Linked DNA regions of Homo sapiens: all the other regions are linked to region 2. A link is a contact called in ENCODE Hi-C or POLR2A ChIA-PET data. All regions are on one chromosome and are shown on one strand. The core of a region is the stretch at or near the end of the contact, and the rest is flanking DNA. Distances in the headings are between cores, read along the strand shown. Region 1 holds the start of RASA1 (RAS p21 protein activator 1). Region 2 holds the start of CKMT2-AS1 (CKMT2 antisense RNA 1). Region 3 holds the start of CERT1 (ceramide transporter 1).

The links. Hi-C counts contacts between places; a loop is a spot of excess contacts on that map. ChIA-PET counts read pairs that join two places held with the same protein, here RNA polymerase II (POLR2A). Pooled maps may share reads with other maps.
Region 1: a pooled map shows a loop between it and region 2 (6-fold over the local background). The contact joins the promoter of RASA1 here to the promoter of CKMT2-AS1 in region 2. A Hi-C loop is called at or near these places in 5 of 50 pooled maps.
Region 3: a map of CD8-positive, alpha-beta T cell shows a loop between it and region 2 (21-fold over the local background). The contact joins the promoter of CERT1 here to the promoter of CKMT2-AS1 in region 2. A Hi-C loop is called at or near these places in 1 of 168 maps with a recorded cell type or tissue (CD8-positive, alpha-beta T cell) and 7 of 50 pooled maps. POLR2A ChIA-PET finds 5 or more read pairs at or near these places in 1 of 52 experiments (OCI-LY7).

What each region holds. Positions count from the first base shown.
Region 1 is chr5:87,265,292-87,269,132 of GRCh38, forward strand. RASA1 (RAS p21 protein activator 1) reads left to right here and starts at 2,592. Exons shown (of 25, transcript NM_002890.3): 1 at 2,592-3,699. The coding sequence starts at 3,161. RefSeq lists enhancers at 2,321-2,615, 2,669-3,556, 3,314-3,363 and silencers at 2,364-2,613, 2,954-3,133.
Region 2 is chr5:81,300,281-81,304,349 of GRCh38, forward strand. CKMT2-AS1 (CKMT2 antisense RNA 1) reads right to left here and starts at 1,289. Exons shown (of 2, transcript NR_034123.1): 1 at 1,007-1,289. It overlaps ZCCHC9 (zinc finger CCHC-type containing 9), which reads left to right and starts at 1,307. Exons shown (of 6, transcript NM_001131035.2): 1 at 1,307-1,418. RefSeq lists enhancers at 1,036-1,825, 1,389-1,488, 1,639-1,818, 1,826-2,615.
Region 3 is chr5:75,510,186-75,514,149 of GRCh38, forward strand. It overlaps CERT1 (ceramide transporter 1), which reads right to left and starts at 1,444. Exons shown (of 17, transcript NM_001379029.1): 1 at 927-1,444. The coding sequence starts at 1,022. It overlaps POLK (DNA polymerase kappa), which reads left to right and starts at 1,706. Exons shown (of 15, transcript NM_016218.6): 1 at 1,706-1,729. RefSeq lists enhancers at 801-870, 1,621-2,000.

The DNA of each region.
Region 1 (3,841 bases), core at 1,342-3,841, 6.0 Mb after region 2:
GTGGGTAGAAAAGAAAGGCAATGGACAAAAATTAAGTAGAAACATTAAATCCTTTTGGAAAAAATGAAAATAAAGATAGACAACGTATTTGAGATTCAGAAAGTACACAAGCAATAGTAAAGATTAGAGCCTAGATCTATCCAATAATAGGAATATATTAAATATCTGAAAATACCTCATAAAAATATGTGGCAATTTCTTTGGAGGAAAAGAACAGGGCTAACTCTAAGGCTAAACAAAAACTAGGTAAGATATTGGTATAAGGCTGATTTACAAATAGACATAGTAGTTATTTCCTACTGGTTAAGAAATTGATTTCCAAAGATGGGAGCTGATCAAATTTGGTATTTGTTAAAAGGATGAAGATCTGTTCAAAGTAGCATACTGAGGTTGCCTAGGACTGGGCTAGGCAGTAGAATAGACCACAGGTTGTATTTGCAGTACAGTTTTGTAGGTACATACACCTAAAAGTCTAGAAAACATTTAATTGAGCATTTGATAGGTGTTAGACTGCATTAAATATTGACCTTTACAAGTGCTAAAGAATTGTCAAAAAGGAGGAGGTAATTCTGCAGTAAGAGTAGTGAGCCTCACCTGGACTCCCAGGCAACATACAGAGGGTGTGTGAACATTTAGAAATCAGTGATAACCAAGAGCCGGTGATAACCTGCCAGTTCAATGTCCTGCATTCAAGGGCTGACAGTGGTGACTGGGACAGGAATGTTGGAGGATTGGGATGCTAACACACTGGAGGTTTTCAAGCACAGGCTATATTAAGATTTGTTGGGATTGTTGCACTTGGTGTTCACACAGCAGACAGTAAGTAGAGTAGGTATTTTGATAGTCTTGTCTAACTGAGGGTCTAAGTTTAAAAGAAAACTGTTCTCAGGGAGGCCACCATAAGTAGTACTTCATTATTAAGTATTATGGAACTACTTCATTCTCATTTCTAGAACAGCACAGAGCTTGGCAACTCAAAACCCGCCTATTTTACCTACCCACCTAATGAATGACATTTATTATTTCTTTCAGAACCGTTTTTAGGTATTGCATACCTCCTTCTTGATTAGTATACTATACATTAATATAGTGGTTCTCAAACTTAAGTGTGCAAACAATCACTTGGAGGGTTTGTTAAAATGGATCGCTGCATATTTTCTGATTCAGAAGGTCTGAGGTGGCATTTCTGAATTCCTAGGATGTTGCGGCCTGAATTCACTTTGAGAACTCTAGCTCCTGTGACTGGTCCATCTTCCTTCTCCCAGGTAGCACACTGCTAAGAGATATGCGTAATGGAGGCCCCAGGACTACTCCTAATCAAGTTGGATTGTTGTCATTGACTAGGTAAATAGGCCTGTGCAAACTTACAAAGGCAATGCATTGCCTGTATCTTGTCACGTCTTTTAGTGGTCTTTTCTCTTTTTCCTGGGTTTCTATCACAGCCACTTGCCATCCTGAGTGTTAGTTTGATCATCCTTAGCACAGAAAATATTGATCTCAAAGATCAATATCCAATGGTATTTAATGTGGGATCACTCCTGGGAGAATTTAACAATATTGTTAATTTCAAACCATGGGAAGCTCCCTCTACATGAATGCATAGTTTGTATACATTTTAGTGTAAAAGACAAAATAACACCCTTCTCCTTAATTGTATTAAAAATGAGTTTTCAGTTTATTGCTACTTTTGAAACGATATATAATTATAACTAGCATTCTGGGACATTCTTGACATTTGACTTGTTGAAGGTGCTTGCATTGTGGATCACGTCCTGCAGTCTTTTGCACACAAACCAGGACAAAAGTGCATTGATTAGTGTTTTCTGTGGCACCTCCTCCTCTTCATCAGTATCCAACAGACTTATAATGGCATAGGTAAGTATATGAGACAGTTGATAAAGAAAAACGTATGCAAATACTGGTAGAAATCTTACTTCATAACCACTATTTCTACTCAAATTCTTCACCCTTCTCATATGGTGCCCTTTATTTCGTTTTGGAGTTTCAGAATCTATTTTAACTGTGTGTGTGTGAGATAGTCATAGTGATTTATAGCATGCAACGAAAAAGAAAACATTAATAGTACTGCCCCGATCTTCAAAGCTACCTGACCCCTGCCCGGTTTCTGCGCTGCTGGTTAAGGCTGTTTTTTCCACTGGTCAGGAAGTACGGAACTAGTTTCTGGGCATTTTCCTTTCCCTTTCCCCCTCCTTCCTCTCCACCGCCTCCTGGTCCCCCTCTGGTCTCTCCGGCTTTAACAGCGCCAAGCACCCGCGTGCTCAGGTACCCTTCCCTCTTCTCCCGCCCATCAAACAAAGCCCCGGGAGACAGGCGCGCGCCGCCGGCCACGCCAACAGGAGATGCGGCCGCGCCGCCACACGCTTGGAACCGGAGGAGGACAGCAAGCGCGACCACGCACCGCGCGTCCCCGCCGCTTCCTTCCCTCTGGACTCTTCCTTTTCCTCCCGGCCCGGCCCCCCGCCCCCGCTCCGGGAACGCGCCTGCGCACAAGCTGCCCTCTCCCTTCTCCGCCCTTCCTTCCCTCCGTCCCTCCTCCCCTGCCCCGCCTTCCTTTCTCTCTCTCCCGTTTCACTCACTGAGAGCTCCAGGTAGTGAGCAGTTCAGTCGATTTCCTCGTTACCCCGCCCCCCTTTCTCTTGCCCCCCCACCCCTCTCATCTGCCTGGTGGAGGATGAAGCGGCTGCAGTGGCCCCAGCCTCAGCAGCGGCACCGGCGGTGGCTGCGGTGTGGGTGGCCGGAACTGGGGTGGTGAAGAAGCGGTGGTGGCGGCTGAAGGAGCGGTAGCAGCCTCAGCCTCTTTCCCTGTGCTTCCTTTCCTCTTTAGTGCAGCGAGGAAGTTTTCGCTTCTGTACATGTGTTTGTGTGCGTGAGTGTGGGTGTGTGCGGTGAGGTTTGGGTGGCGTTTGTGCAGGCGTTGGGTTTTTTGCCCACTTGGCTTCCCGTAACCCAGGCAGCTGGGGAGCCTGGGCTGTGGCCCTAGGAGGGGGCGCGGCGGCGGGCTCTCTCCTTTTGTTGTTGTTTCCTCAGCCTGGGGAGCTGAAGGGGAGACGCGTCTGGGTGGGGCTGCTCGGAGCCCGGGCCTGGTGGCCCCTGGGGCTCCCGGGCGGGCAGGGTAGGGCAGAGTAGAGCGGGCTTCAACATGATGGCGGCCGAGGCCGGCAGTGAGGAGGGCGGCCCGGTAACAGCCGGAGCTGGAGGAGGCGGCGCGGCAGCGGGCTCCAGTGCCTATCCCGCAGTGTGTCGGGTGAAGATACCCGCGGCCCTGCCTGTGGCAGCCGCCCCCTATCCTGGGCTGGTGGAGACCGGAGTGGCTGGAACTCTGGGTGGCGGAGCCGCTTTGGGGTCAGAGTTCCTAGGAGCCGGGTCTGTGGCAGGGGCACTGGGGGGAGCTGGACTGACAGGGGGAGGTACTGCTGCTGGCGTAGCTGGTGCTGCTGCTGGCGTGGCCGGTGCTGCTGTTGCTGGACCTAGTGGAGACATGGCTCTCACCAAACTGCCCACTTCGTTGCTTGCTGAGACTCTCGGGCCAGGCGGCGGTTTTCCCCCTCTGCCCCCTCCCCCTTACCTGCCCCCTTTGGGGGCGGGCCTCGGGACAGTGGACGAAGGTGACTCTCTGGATGGACCAGAATACGAGGAGGAAGAGGTGGCCATACCGTTGACCGCTCCTCCAACTAACCAGTAAGTTAAGACTGCTGTTCAGGAATTTGGGAAGCTGGCTCCAGAAAAGAAGTGGAAATGAAGGGGTAAATCATACTTTGTCCTTTTCATCTGTGGTTTGTTAGGAAAAGTTTTTGAAGTTTCAGGTTTCTTGGGTAGGAAT
Region 2 (4,069 bases), core at 39-2,538:
TGCAGTGAGCCGAGATCGCGCCATTGCACTCCAGCCTGGGCGACAAGAGCCAAACTCCTTCTCAAAAAACAAAACAAAACAAAACAAAAAAACAAATACGCAGTGAGCACCAAGGATGTACCAGGCAATGAGGATACAATAAACTTACACAATTATTGTGTAATTACAAATGTGAACCGTGTCATAAGAAAGTATAGACTGCCGTGAGCACACAGTAGGGGATTGGTCTAGTATGGGGGTAGGGGGCTGGAAGGCTTTCTTGAGAATAAAATACTTAAAGCCTTGAAGGGTGAGTAGAAAGTAACTGGAAGAAGAAAAGGAGTACCATACAAAGAGACTAGCAAATGTAAAGGCCTGGAGATGGCAAGGTACACACGGCATTTGAGAAATTGAAAAAATGATCCTATGCACGGAGCTCAAAGGAGAGACTGAGCAAGGTGAGGCTAGGGAAGTAGGCAGGGACTTCATAAGGAGTTCGAATTTCATCCTAAAACAATGGGAAGCGAAGGGAGAGTTTAAAGCAGTACAGCAGTACTGCTTTAAATGTAATGATTTACATTTTCAAAAGTTCCGTTCCTACGACACGGAAAATGGATTTCAGGGAGTTGGGGCAGAATGAATCCCCAGACCAGTTGTAGAACTACAGGTACAATATGGGACAAGGGAGGAGGTGCCAACAGAGATAAAAAGAAGTGGACAAATATTCAAAAGGTTAAATGGATTGAGCAAACTGTTGAGAGTAGTGGTCCTGGTAAATTGCATTTTTTCACTAGGCACAGCTGGTGGTGGTATCCATTTGCAAGAAGCTACAGAAAATGAGCCGTTTGGAAATCCAGGGTTTTCCTCTTAAAAAGAGAACTTGTTTGGCTACAAAGTGTTAACATTTTAATTGAATGCTCAACGAGCACTGAAGGGGGGACATGAGGCACTGCCTCTCACCCAAGAGAGCCCCCAAATGTCCTTTTCAGACTTTTATCACAGTGACCCACTCCCACCGCGCCTTTACCTTGCCTCTGCCTGGAATGTCCTTAACTCCCTCTTGCCGGCAATTTCACCAGATTTTTGATTTCTTATCCAGTCTCACGGGAAGCCTTTCCGGCATCTCCCACCCTACCGATCTTCCCGTCTATCTCGCCTGCTACACTGTGAGTTCAGACAGCACGGATTGAACTCTTCATCTTTTCGTGTCGGCGTCCTGCACAGGGCCATCCCATCACTAAGCGCGCCACAAACTCAGCCCAGTATTGACGCCCACGAGTCGCTTGTAAAGACCGTCTGTGACGCCGGAAGTGACGCGCTCTCGGGCACTATGTGCTTCCGGTCTCCAATACCGCAGGAGGGCGGTCTTCCCCGGCTCGCCAACTCGGCTGCTCTGGGGGATTCGTGCGCGGTAAGAAGCTGCGCGGTAGCGCGGTGAGGTGAGGTTCTCAGCCACCAAAGCTGCAGGGTCTCGTCGTTCGTTCCCTCTGGCCTGGCGGAACTTGCGTGGGAAGCTGGGAGGACAGAAGGCTTAGCCGCTGGGTCCCTGAGCTGGCTGGAGCGCGGGCTGTCTAGGGGCGGCGACCTCAGCTGTTGGGCTCCGGCTGCTGGGGGCTGTGCGTCCAGCCGCCCTGGAATCCGCCTGTGGGTGGGCCGCTTGGCTCTCCCACTTCACCCTCTTGATAACCCAGAGCCTCCCCCTTCCCACGTACGTAGGGGAAGGATAATCTACTTCCTTTTGAACAGCTTCGGTCCCCACTATGACAGTCGCATAAACTTCAGCGAAGAGTGCGCTGGTAAAGTGGCATGGAGTTTCTCACACCAATTCATTGGGTCCACCCTTCAGCTTCTGTGGAAGGGGTCTTTCTGTTACTAGGAGCTGAGACTTGGGGGGTTGCCAGGGATGCTGGTCTTAAAAGGTGATAATTTAGGCCGGGCGCGGTGGCTCACGCCTGTAATCCCAGCACTTTGGGAGGTCGAGGCGGGCAGATCTCCTGAGCTCAGGAGTTCGAGACCACCCTGGGCAACATGGTGAAACCCCTTCTCTACTAAAATACAAAAAATTAGCTGGGCGTGGTGGCACGCGCCTGTAATCCCAGCTATTCGGGAGGCTGAGGCCCGAGAATCGCTTGAGCCCTGGCGGCAGAGGTTGCAGTGAGCCAAGATCGCCCACTGCACTCCAGGTTGGGCTACAGAGTGAGACTCCGTCTCAACAACGACCACAACAACAACAAAAAAGGTGGTGGCTTAATACAGCCATGCTCCCCTTAAGAACTGGTATAGTTATGAGAAATGGTTGGGCCGTTTCGTGGTTGTGTGAACATCATAGTGTACTTGCACAAACCTACACAGCTGGGCCGTATGGGATAGCCTGTTACTCCTAGTCTACAGACCTGTACAGTATAACTACTAAATACTGTAGGCAGTTGTAAAAGGATGGTGTGTATCTAAACACAGAAAAGATACTGTAAAAATATAGTGTAAAAGAAAACATGGTACAGCTGAATAGGGCACTTACGCATGGAGCTTGCAGGGCTGTCGGTAGCTATTAAGTGAGTCAGTGAGTGGTATGTGAGTGTGAAGGCCTACGATATTATTTAGGGTATTACTGTACACTACTGTAGACTTTATAAATGCGGTATGCTTAGTCTAAGTTTATTAAAAATAAGGTAATAACCTTAGCTTACTGTGCTTTTTTAACTTTATAAACTTTTAAATTAATTTTAACTCCTTGACCTTTTTTTTTTTTTTTTGAGACGGAGTTTATTCTCTCTGTCTCTCATTTTTGAGACAGAGTTTTGCTCTTGTCACCCAGGCTGGAGTGCAGTGGCGCAATCTCAGCTCACTGCAACGTCCACCTCTTGAGTTCAAGCGATTCTCCTGCCTCAGCTTCCCAGGTGGTGCGCGCCTGTAGCTGGGACTACAAGAGTGCGCCACCACGCCCAGCTAATTTTTGTATTTTTAGTAGAGATGGGGTTTGACCATGTTGGCCAGGATGGTCTCGATATCCTGACCTTGTGATCCACCTGGCCTTGGCCTCCCAAAGTGCTGGGATTACAGGCGTGAGCCACCATACCCGGCCCACTCTTTTGTAATAACACTTAGCTTAAAATGCTAATGTGTTGTATAGCTATATAAAAATATTTTCTTTATTCCCTTACATTATTCTATAGCTTTTTCCTGTAAAAATTTTTTTTGTTGTTATAAACTAAGACACACACATTGTGCCTACACCGGGTCAGGAGCATCAATATCACTCTTTTCTTCCTCCACATCTTGTCCTACTGGAAGGTTTTCAGGGGCAGTAACATGAATGGAGCTGTCATCTCCTATAATAACTGCTTTTTTCTGGAATACTTATAATTGTCTAGTATTATGTACAGTACATCATTGTAAGCATTATGCTTGTATATGACTGGCATCCCAGGTTTGTTTACACCAGCATTACCACAGACATGAGTAATGTGTTACACTACAAGTTATGAGGGCTACAAAGTCAATAGGAATTTTTCAGCTCCATTATAATCATCTGAGACCAGTATCATGTGTGCAGTCGCTGTTGACCTAAATGTTATGTAGCATGTGACTAGCTGATGAATCTTTGATTATGGCTGAATGTTCTCATTCATTGCAGGAAAAAAATATCCTCCAAATCACTAGGTAGTATGTAAGTGACCAAAACTTTTTTCCATTTTATGTTGGAGCCAAATCATTAGTGTTAGGATAAATTACTTCTTTATGTATGTGCTCTAAAATGAAAAGTTATTTCTGAATATTAAAGCATATGTATTAAGAGTATAAAAACAAGATACAGATTTTGGTGTGAAATATATCTTATGATTCAAGTCATAATTTAAATAGAATTGAAGATGATGTGAAATCACTGGGCTGGAAGTAGCTTATACCTTGATTAGTAAGAGGAAGCCCGGGATCATCCTGTGATGGTAAACACTTTTATATGTTTTACTTATAACTTTGCCAGGAAATTTCAACAAACTTCATATTAAAGGACATGATTTCTGTATACTTAGTAATCTGCTATGCAAATTGTTGCATTGAAATGGCAGACGAAGCAAGAAGATTGGGAGAA
Region 3 (3,964 bases), core at 194-2,693, 5.8 Mb before region 2:
CCCCTCTCCAAGTTAACTGCTAGCTCCAGCCATGTCTAAAAAAGTTTAACAGGAAGGGAGAGAGAAGTCAAAAAGGCTACGTGAATCTTCTTACAGCAAAAACTTAAAAAAAAAATCCCCACAACTATGTAATATCAAGAGATCATCCACCTGCAGTCCTATAATGACTGCTTTGCTAAAATTTTGATACAGGGATTTTAAAAAATATATAAAAGATAAAACATCTTTTCCTTACCCTCGACCCCTTACCGCAAAAATATTTTATTATTAAGTAATGCTCTTCCTGGACTAAAGATCAGTCTCCATTCTCACATGTTCCAAGTTACTATGAATATTTCCTGTACCCATCATGTGCCGATTCAATATCTCTATTCTGAACTAAGGTACAGGGTGAGGGAGAAAGTCCTCCACATTCATCTGTCTCACTACATCTAACCTAGCAGAATTCAACACCTCAAATTTCAACACCAAGCTGAGTCGCTCCAGCTTCTGTCGAAAGAGTTGCGTCCGCAGTGCCCCCCAACCTACTCGGCTTGGCATCCTCAGAGAGACCAACCTCTTTTAAGAGGTCCGACTTGAACCGCTCCCATGCCCAGTCGTTCGGACACCGCTGAAGCCCAACCCGGATTCCTTACACCCGGGACAGCTGCCGCCCTAAGTCCCAAGTCACGGCGCGCATCTGGCCTCCCAAACTGGATCTCAGGTTTATACACCCTTTCCCTGGTCCTCGGCTGCCCCCGACGAGCCCCCGGGCAACAAGGACAGTGCCCCTATATCCCCGCCTCATCCCTAGTCGCTGCAGCAACACTCAGCCTCGCACCCCGGCACGTTCCGCGCCTCCCGCCAGCCCCACCCCACCGCCTCAGCGGATTGCCTCGCTGCAGGTGAGTCTGGCCAGGGGTCCCTTGGCACCAGGGGTTGCTCACCTTACTGAGGACCCCGCAGCGCTCCACAGGCGGCCCAGACTCCGTCTCTGGATCCTCCTCCGAGCCCGACGAGTTCCAGCTCTGATTATCCGACATGGAGGCTCGACAACCGAGCAGGAGACCGGCCCCCGCTCCCTCAGCTGCGCCGGAGGAGGCGCCCAGTCCTCGGGGTGAAGGGTCGGGGGATGGCGAAGCGAAGAGTGCCCGCTCCGGTGTGGGGGGGAGCAGGAGGAGGGACGAAGTCCGCCCGCCGCGCCGCCGCCGCGCCTGACACCGAGCGGAGCGAGGAAGGAGGACGAGCGGTGAAGGAAGCCTACCCTTCCAGCCGTCAGCCGCCGCCGCCGTCGCCGTGACCCCTGCGTTGCGCCCGGCGCTGCCACCCGAACTTAGCCCCCTCGATGCCAATTTCAAATAGGGAAGGAAAAGGGAAAAGAAGGGAAGAGAAAATCCGGCCGCTGAGTCCCGCGTCCACTCACACCTCCGCTACCGCCGCCATCTTCCTGCCTGGCCCACTATTTACCCTCCCCTCCCCTGTCCTTTCCCCTCCCCTTCGTCCTCCCATTCTCCCCCACTACTCCCCGCCCCGTCCCCCTCCCGGCGTCTGACGCGACACGCCGAGCCTTCGGGATCCTCCTCCCGAACCCTACCTCCGGCTCTCCCGGGTGACGACGGGTAGAAAAGCAGGAGGAGCGGAGAAAGGAGAGGGCGGGGTAGGGATGCAGCTGTGCTGCATTCTGGGAAGGGCGTTGGTCCGTCGCTCGCGCAGCCTCCTGGGAGTTGTAGTCGCGATCCTGAGGTAACGGGTGAGTATCCCGCGCGGGGATCGCTTGTCCCCTTGGGGCCTTGTCAGTCGGTGGGTGGGCTTCGTTTGACAGTTGCGTGACCAGCCCCTCGGCCTCGCTTCTATCCTTGCCTTGTGTGTTTATGACGAACCCTCCGGGCTTGCGGGCCCAGACGTGAGAGAGCTTTCCGCTGAAGATGACGGGCCTGCTTTCCAGGGCGGCTTGTCGAAAGCCCGGGAGCATCTGGCCGCTTCCGCCTCAACCATGGGCTGGGGTTTTGTGAGCTACTAGTGCCAAGGGTTTTCTTTCCACCAGACCACCGCTGTAAATCTCGAGGGTCTTACTCATTAGAAGTTAGAATTCACATTTGACGTTTAAAGGAAGAATTTCCTTAGTACCTTCTCACAAGCACGCACTTCGCATTTTTAGATTTCTAGAGTTTGCTTTGTAGAAAGTAATTTTGAGGTTGTCAGAGAATAAATGACGTTAGAAAGGTTTTTAAAGTAAAACAAGAATGTGAGATGATAGCCTGGGATTTTCTCTTGGTTGTAAATGAATATCTTACTGAGAACCACGTTAACCATGCCTGCCCCTCAAAGATAGGAAAGGTTGGATATATAGAAACTTTCTCGTATTAGAAATACCGAAGTGCAGTGGTTTTGTGTGTACAAGGGATTAGGCAATAGGAGGCTATTTTTGTTTTAAGACTAGGGTTGAATTAGCAGAAAGACCAATAGAAGATCTAACAACTCTTGTCAGTTGTCAAGGATAACTTTGATTATGAGACTTTGACTTTGTAGCTTCAGTAATTTCCTCTCGTTAGCTATTTTAATATAGTCGATTTCCTTGTAATTGCCAAGAGTAAAATTTGTTATTAAACCTTAGAAAGAGTACTTTCTTACTACAAGGATGGGACGATAGGAGCGAAATTTCGAGTCTAAGGGAAAACGCTGGCCGAGTGTGGTGGCTCACGCCTGTAATCCCAGCACTTCGGGAGGCCGAGGTGGGTGGATCACCTGAGGCCGGGAGTTTGAGACCAGCCTGGGCAACAAGGTAAAACCCCGTCTCTACTAAAAATACAAAGATTAGCCGAGCATGGTGGTAGGTGCCTGTAACTCCAGCTCTTTATATCCTGGTTTCAAATCTAGGCTTGATGACCTTCTCCCATATCCCAGTATCATATTTTTTTCTTCCTGCATGGGGGATTAATTACGATTCTGAATGGTTGGTAGCATGAAGCTAGGTTATCCCTATCGTGGCAATGGATATTTAAGTAGGCATTGCCAATATTTATCTTGCTTTCTTTTACTTTCTTCTTTTTCTGACCATCCACACTCCATTTATATTGATGAGTTCTTTTACTAATATCAATTATTATTATATTATGCTCATACTGCCATGTCTTATTCTGCAGCTTTGATCCTTAAGGTGACTTTGCATATCTGTCTAGGACTCCTTTATCTGTTGATTTTTACCATTTAAGTCTCCAAAGACAGCTGTATTTTTGGAAAAGTGGGAGGGAAGAGGTAGATGGGGATACTCATTGATACCTTAATGCACTTCACAGCTGCTTGAGAATATGTCAGATCTCATAAAAAGTTCTAACATTCGAGAATAAGACAGTGATTTCAGAAATGGAATTTCAAAGGGTGTGTAGGCCACCCTTTTTATCCTGTTTCCTATTGTAGAAATGAGAGCCAGGCTAGGAATGTTTCAAGCAGAAATATTCTTACTATTCAATGAAATTGAAAATGTATTCCCATATCTTTTACTCCTATCTGTTTGGTTTATGGGATAAAAACTTGTTAGAGTAGTTGGTATTTCATAGGCTTCACTATAACATTGGAAAATCTTTTAGTCTAAAAAGCACACAGTACGGTACACCAATGAACAGTATTAGTGCCCACTCTTGGCATGTACACATGTTCTTTCTGTCGTTTTTATTTTGCTTAGCTTTTGAGTCTCTTCCTGTTACTGTGAGAAATTCTTTTATTAATATTTTAAAGGCATACTATATAAAGCAGTGTGGTGGTATATTAGGTATCAGTAGAATCCTCTTGATAGTTATTTAGTAAACGTGTTTTGCTTCCTGTTTTTTTCTAACCTTTTTATTGTTTCACTTCTACTATAATTTCACATCCTTTTCTTCTTAGTCAAATAAGTTGAAAAAATATATTTTTATAGAACATGTTGCTATGGTGATAGTTTATGAAAATATACTTTATCCCTGTTTAAGATCTTTATTAAGATCTTGCT